Regions from separate parts of the Homo sapiens genome. Here region 1 is linked to region 2. Evidence: chromatin contacts called from ENCODE Hi-C or POLR2A ChIA-PET data. All regions are on one chromosome and are shown on one strand. Each heading gives the region's core, a stretch centred on a gene start or an enhancer-like site at or near the end of the contact. The rest is flanking DNA. Distances are from core to core; before and after follow the strand shown.

Region 1 (3,464 bases), core at 383-2,882, 68 kb after region 2:
TAAGAGGAGCTTGCCAGCTGCTCCTCTCTCCACCCCAGGGCGGCTTGCCTCATTCTCTCCTCTACCCACCTCCTCTCCCAGAATCCAGGCCACCAGATGGCCCAAGCAGGCTGTGTTTATTTGGGGCCATGGAAACCTGCAGCTTCCTTTTCCTATTGCCTTGGGTCAGGTGCAGAGCTGGAGCCCAGCCTCAGAGCAATGATGTCATGGAAAGGTTCTGACTTTATTACTCATAACCCCTTAGCCCCCGACCTGAGTGAATGCCTGGTTTTGCTCCTCTGAGCAGCTTATTCCAGTTGCCATAGAGATGCGTCTATTCCCTTTGAGGTCTTGGGACTAAGTCAAACAGCGCGGGACCCAGGAGACTCTCCTCCCAACCCGAGATAGAGCCCGAGATATGTCAATTGTCACCCCTTTCTAGTCTGAGCTTATAAAGCCAGTGCTTAGAAAGTGGTTTATTCCTTCTTAAAGATTTGCTGTAGCCATAATGCGGAGATGGTAAAAGCTTGGTGTGATGACAATCTCCTGTTTCAATCAGCCAGCATCCCCGGGGGCACATTTTTCTAGATAATTATGCTTGTTCCTAAAAATAGAACTCTTCATTAAGAAACAATCGCTAGCATTACTAATAATTATGAACATTTATTTAGCTTTGTTTCCATTTACCACATAGCCTCTCAACACAGTAACTTAACTAAGGTTTAGCTGTTTTCAAACACTGCTTGCTCTACTGTGAACCTTTTTCAGAATTGGAACTTGTCTGTAGTTCATCCCTTACCAGCGCTATGAAAGGGTTCTAGTTAGCTGGCAGTTCTCTGAATTCTCTCCCTACCTCCCGAGGGACCCCCTCTCTCCTGGCTGGAAGAAAGCATCATCTTGCTCCATAAAGCTGAAGGGCGGGGGACGATGTTCCAGGTTTTGCAAACATTTCTTTCGGTGGCCTGCCTTCTCCTCCCATCTGGTATTTGTCCTGCAGAGCTGCTGGGTATAAGCCAGTACACACACGTGCTCAGCGGGGAATTTGCTCATAGGCTGCCTTGTAAAAAGAGCCTGGCGTTCCTAAAACTCAGCTCTACCAGAACCCAACTTTCAAAAGTACATTCCTACAGAATTCATTTTATCAGTACTCATGGGGTGCCCACGATGTGCCATGTTCTGGGTGCTGGGGATATACCAGTGAGCCGGTGCCCTCCTGGAGCTCACATTCCGGCTAGGAGACAGCAATTAGACAATTAGGACTGAGTGATTTTTGTAAAGGAAGAGAAAAAAGATAAATTAGAGCAGAGTAAAGGGGCTGGGAAGCGCGGGGCGGGAGATGCCCCAGGCTGGCCGGGCAGGCCTCGCTGCTGTTTGAATTGGGCAGTGGGCGGTCCAGGCGGAGGGCACGGACTCTGAAAGGAGAGAAGTGGTGTTTCTGGGGGCCACAAGATCGGGGCACTCTTCCGGTAGCAGCTCGCTCTCTGGCCACCGTCTTCCCCAGCCAACCAGGCCTCCCGGAGGCGGCCGGCCAGAAAGCATCGGCGGGACCCCAGTTTGCCGCCTCCCCTCGGCGGGACCTAGAAACTGCGCGGAACCAAAGCTCGAGGGCGGCTCGAGTTTGCGGACCGCGGGGAGGAAGCGCCCGCCGGAAGCAGTCGCAAGACCTGAGCATGGCGGCCACCAGGTGCCTGCGCTGGGGCCTGAGCCGAGCCGGAGTCTGGCTGCTCCCACCGCCCGCACGGTGCCCACGCCGGGCGCTGCACAAGCAGAAAGACGGCACTGAGTTCAAGAGCATCTACAGCCTGGACAAGCTCTACCCCGAATCTCAGGGCTCGGACACCGCCTGGAGGGTCCCGGTGAGCCGGGAAGGACTGGACGGAAGGGGCGTTTTGTCAGGCTGCTGGGTGACGTTAGGAACCCCAGGCCCATTGGCCGGATGTGGAGCTACGTCGGGGGGCTACGTGATGGTCGCCGCGGGAGGGGGCTGGCTGTCTGCGCTAACCTGGCCGGGAGTGGGGTGCTCGCTGTAGCGCGAGATGTGCAGGAGCCCGGAAGGCCGGCTGGGTATGCTTCTTTCAAGGCTGCCAGCTTTTCTACGTTCGTGTCCTTGGCCCTCAAGACCAAATTCCAGTCCCAAGGGGAAATACGGGCATTCTGGCCCTCCAAGGCGGACAATAAAGGCAAGAGGCTGCCAAGTTGTTTGCTACCCTTTGGGACGTTACAGTGTCCATTGTCTCTAGTAACCCCAGGACGCGCGAATAAAACAGCTTCTCTGTCGTTCCTTCAGGATGCATTTATTTAGCCAGCTGTGTGCAGGCATTGAATCAAGCCCCGGAGCAAGAGAGATAAGACCCACCCAAACCCATTGAGCTTCCACTTACAGGACTGGAAAAGAATATCCATTCATTTGTTCATTAATTCACTCACTCACTCAACAAAAGCTGTGCTAGGCTAGGGGATGGAGTAGCAAACAAAATTGAAATTCTAAAGCTTGTGGAGCTTATGTTCTAGTGGAGGGAGACAAGCAGTAAGTAAATGACTAATATAGAATGTGTGAGGTAGTACTTTGCAGAAAATAAAGCCAAGAAGGAAGAAGTAGTGCCAGAGGTAGGAAGTAGGGTTGCAATTTTAAGTAGGATTGTCTAGGAACGCTGTCAATGAGGTGGCATTTGAATAACGACCTGGAAGAAGCCAGACAGCAAGTCATGAGAATAGGGGGCGGATGAGCATCCTAGGCAGAGGGAAGAGAAAGTGCAATAACCTGAAGGCAGTAGCAATCCCCAGGTGTGGCTCAGCAGGGGTCAGGAGACAAAGCCAAAGAGAGGGATGGCTGGGGAAAGGCCTGTTACTAGGACTTAATGGCCTCCAGCCTTTCCTCTGAACGCAAGGGAGACCTATTGGAGAGCTTGAAGCAGAATGGAATTATCTTAGTTTTACAAGGATCACTCAGAGAGCCTTACAGAGAACAGATAGAGGATGCCAAGATCAGGGAGACAAGTAAGGAGATTGCAATGTAGGGCAAGAGATGATAAGCAGGGTGGAAGCAGTAGGAGTCATGAGAATTGGTCAGATCCTAGACGTATTTTGGAAAGAAAGCCTGCAAGATTTGCTAATTGATTGGATGTGAGAAGTGAGAATAAAAGAGGAATTGAAGTCTGGGGCCTTTTTTTTTTTTTTTTTTTTTTTTGAGACGGAGTCTCACTCTGTCGCCCAGGCTGGAGTGCAGTGATGCAATCTCTGTTCACTGCAAGCTCCGCCTCCCGGGTTCACGCCATTCTCCTGCCTCAGTCTCCTGAGTAGCTGGGACTACAGGCGCCCACCACTACAACCGGCTAATTTTTTTTTTTTTTTTTTTTAGTAGAGAGGGGGTTTCACCGTATTAGCCAGGTTGGTCTTGATCACGGGCGTGAGCCACCGCGCCAGGCTTTTTTTTTTTTTTTTTTTTGAGACAGGGTCTTACTCTGTCATCCAGGCTGGAGTGCAGT
Region 2 (3,619 bases), core at 499-2,998:
GTAGTCCCAGCTACTCGGGAGGCTGAGGCACAAGAATCGCTTGAACCCAGGAGGCAGAGGTTGCAGTGAGCCAAGATCATGCCACTGAGCTCCAGCCTGGGCGACAGAGTGAGACTCTGTCTCAAAAAAAAAGAATACAATCGGCCAGGCGCGGTGGCTCACACCTGTAATCCCAGCACTTTGGGAGGCCGAGGTGGGTGGATCACAAGGTCAGGGGATCGAGACTAGCTGAGACCATCCTGGCTAACACAGTGAAACCCTGTCTCTACCAAAAATACAAAAACAAAATTAGCTGGGCGTGGTGGCAGGCGCCTGTAGTCCCAGCTACTCAGGAGGCTGAGGCAGGAGAATGGTGTGAACCCGAAAGGCAGATCTTGCAGTGAGCCGAGATTGCGCCACTGCACTCCAGCCTGGGCGACAGAGCGAGACTCCAAAAAACAAAAAAGAAAAGAATACAATCTCCAGCTTCCTCTTAGGTTTCTCTTGTCACCAGGCATTGTGTTGGGTGCTTCGTTCCCGCAGTCTTATTTCCCCCAACAAGAAAGCACTTCCCCAAAGGGTGGGCTTTTTGGTCCCTTTTCCCAGCTGAGGCAACTAAGGCTCAGAGATGGTTTGCCACTGATTCAATACCACACAGCAAGAAGCAGTAGAGCCAAGATTCCGACCCAGTCTTTCTCCCTGTGTCTTTCACTGTAAATACACGCATGCGCCCCAGGAACTCACACTGTGGTCCCACCACCTCCACCAGCCCCTGGGCTCAAGGCCCTGTCTCTTTCAGACCTGGGTGCTCTGGAAACACTGCAAAGACTGTGTTCGGGTCCAGACCAACTTCACTAGGTAAGACTTCTCTCCCTCCCAAACCCTCTGGCCTCTCTGTCCTCCCCACCACTTCCCTGGTCAGGGTGGCCGCGGGGCTATAGGTTAGTCTGGGATGTGTCCTAGGTGGCCCCAGGGCTGCCTCTTGTGTCCTAGTGCCAGTGTGACACTAGGGAGTGAGTGGTTGGGAGTGAGTGGTTGCCCCAACAACAGTGGATGGTGAGGGTTTGGCACCTGGGGAGCCGGCCAGGGTGTGTGAGAAGAGTGTGGCATTTCCCCCAGGTGTGGCCTGATGCTGACCCTGGCCACAAACCTGCTGCTGTGGGTTCTGGCCGTTACCAATGACTCCATGCACCGAGAGATCGAAGCTGAGCTTGGCATCCTCATGGAAAAATCCACAGGTATGGAAAGGAGACCAGGTCTTCCTTGCCCTGAAACACACACACACACACACACACACACACACACACATAAACGCTACACTCTCTAAAACAGGTGAGGCTCAGTAGGTCTATAGAGTTGGGAGCAAACTCTAGAGGCCAGATTAGGAATCAACAGAAAACTGAAGTTTGCCAGTGGTCCCCATCCCACCCCATCAGGTGCTGACGCCCTGCACCCAACTCCAGGTGTCCAGCTAGCCATCAGCAAGCCAGCCACTGATCCTGGCTGAGAGAGCCACTAAGTCCTTCAGGTATGCACCCCGCCCGTGGCATTTGCATTTTACTTGCAAGCAACTCAACAGCCTCCCGGCTGAAAGGAATATCTTCCTAACACAATTTTAGGTGCCTGGCCTCATCAATCAGGTGGGACGGAAGATATCTGGACAGAAAAAAACTCCCAAGATTGTCCCATATGCCTCACCTCCTATCCTAGAGGCTGCATCCCATACCCTACATGGGAACACTGCTCTGTGGGATTGAGCCACACCTGTATGTACATGCCCCACCCCGCCCCGGGTGGCATCACCATCACGCCCTGCAGCCCAGCCCTCCCAGCACATCCACACATTCACATACCCGCTGCATCAGTCACGACACGCCTGTGTACTGTGAGCATTCTATATACTCTGCTTGCATTTCTCAGAAAAGCTGTGCAAAGAGAGAATTTTTGCCAAGTGACATCATGGATTTTGAAATTATAAAATAATTCAGGGCTGGGCACAGTGGCTCACGCCTATAATCCCAGCGCTTTGGGAGGCCGAGGCAGGCAGATCACCTGAGGTCAGGAGTTTGAAACCAGCCTAGCGAACATGGCGAAACCCCGTCTCTACTAAAAATACAAAAATTACCCAGGCATGGTTGTGGGTGCCTGTAATCCCAGCTACTCAGGAGGCTGAGGCATGAGAATCGCTTGAACCCGGGAGGCGGAGGTTGCGGTAAGCCGAGATCGCACCATTGCACTCCAGCCTGTGTGACAAGAGTGAAACTGTCATAAAACAAAATAAAATAAGATTCAAGCATTACAAATGAGTAGAAGAACAAGACATACCCATCATCTAGGCATAATAATTATTAATATTTGGCCATATTTATTTATTTTTAATTTTTGCTGAAGTACTTAAATTACAGAAATCATGACATTATATCTCAAAATATTTCAGCATGCATCTTTTTTTCTTCTTTCTTTCTTTTTTTTTCTTTTTGAGACAGGGTGTCGCTCTGTCACCCAGGCTGGAGTGCAGTGGTGAAATCATAGCTCACTACAGTTTCAAACTTCTGGGCTCAAGCGATCCTCCCACCTCAGCCTCCTGAGTAGCTGGGACTACAGGCACATGCCAGCACACCCAGCTAATTTTTAAAATTTTTGTAAAGATGGAGTCTCACAAAAAAATTTCTGAGCCCAGACTCATCTCAAACTACTGGGTTCAAGTGATCCTCCCTCCTCAGCTTCCCAAAGTGCTGGGATTATAGGCATGAGCCACCATGCCGGACCCAGTGTACATCTCTTTAGAAAGAGATGTATTCCCCCACATGACCACAATGCTATTACAATTGTTAACAAAATCCTTTAGCTTCATTCTGTCCTCTAAATCAATCTATATCCCACTTTCTCCAGTTAGCCCCAGAAATGTCTTTTACAGACGGTTTGTTCAAACATGCAATGCATTTGGTTAAGTCTAAATTGGTGTTTTCCCACTGACCTTGAGACTTGTCAGGTTGCTTCCTCCTGGCAGTGTTTAACTCACATCCCTCTCCCCTACTTTTCCTTGGAACGGGAAGTATAGACAAAATCTTGATTAGATTCAGGTTAGATATTTTCGGCCCCAGCTTCTTCCAGGTGATGCTGTGTGCTCTGAGGGACAGGGATGGCAAGGTACTAATGACTGATGACCTGACCCTGAGTGCTGCTAAGGCCGATGGCTGGGTTCCGCTGTCACAGCCACGGGTTTTCCCTTGAGCCCAGGAAGTAATCTGTGGAGGTGACATTTGACACCAGAGACATCATGTGAGGGTTCTTGGGGTTTCGGTTTTTGGTTTATTTGAGACACACTCTCACTCTGTCACCCAAAGTGGAATACAGTCATGGGAACACGGCTCACTGCAGCCTCAACCTTCCAGGCTCAAGTGATCCTCCCACCTCAGCCTCCCAAATAGCTGGGACTACAGATGTGTGCCATCCGGCTAATGTTTTTTGTTAGTTTTTGTTTTTTGTTTTTTGTGGTTTTTTTTTTTGAGATGGAGTTTTGCTCTGTCGCCCAGGCTGGAGTGCAATGGCACAATCTTGGCTCACTGCAACCTCTGCCTCCCGGTCTCAAGCCATTCTTCTGCCTCAGCCTCCCGAGTAGCTGGGATTACAGGCACGT

The links. A loop is a pair of places that touch in the nucleus more often than their neighbours do. ChIA-PET counts read pairs that join two places held with the same protein, here RNA polymerase II (POLR2A). Pooled maps may share reads with other maps.
Region 1: a loop to region 2 is called in a pooled map, with 2.5 times the contacts of the local background. The contact joins the promoter of MRPL58 here to the enhancer-like site in region 2. A Hi-C loop is called at or near these places in 1 of 168 maps with a recorded cell type or tissue (endothelial cell of hepatic sinusoid) and 2 of 50 pooled maps. POLR2A ChIA-PET finds 5 or more read pairs at or near these places in 12 of 52 experiments (A549, A673, HEK293T and 7 more).

The regions. Positions count from the first base shown.
Region 1 is chr17:75,011,038-75,014,501 of GRCh38, forward strand. MRPL58 (mitochondrial ribosomal protein L58) reads left to right here and starts at 1,633. Exons shown (of 6, transcript NM_001545.3): 1 at 1,633-1,835. The coding sequence starts at 1,650. RefSeq lists enhancers at 1,261-1,410, 1,277-1,960, 1,501-1,810, 1,861-1,940, 1,961-2,643 and a silencer at 1,426-1,608.
Region 2 is chr17:74,942,508-74,946,126 of GRCh38, forward strand. It overlaps OTOP3 (otopetrin 3), which reads left to right. Exons shown (of 7, transcript NM_001272005.2): 4 at 779-837; 5 at 1,099-1,217. Among named protein-coding and RNA genes, the nearest start is that of OTOP3, 8.4 kb to the left of the region's middle. RefSeq lists an enhancer at 921-2,120. Within about 2 kb of position 1,749, at least 3 of the 41 ENCODE cell types and tissues checked have a DNase peak (open chromatin) inside an H3K27ac peak, as active enhancers do.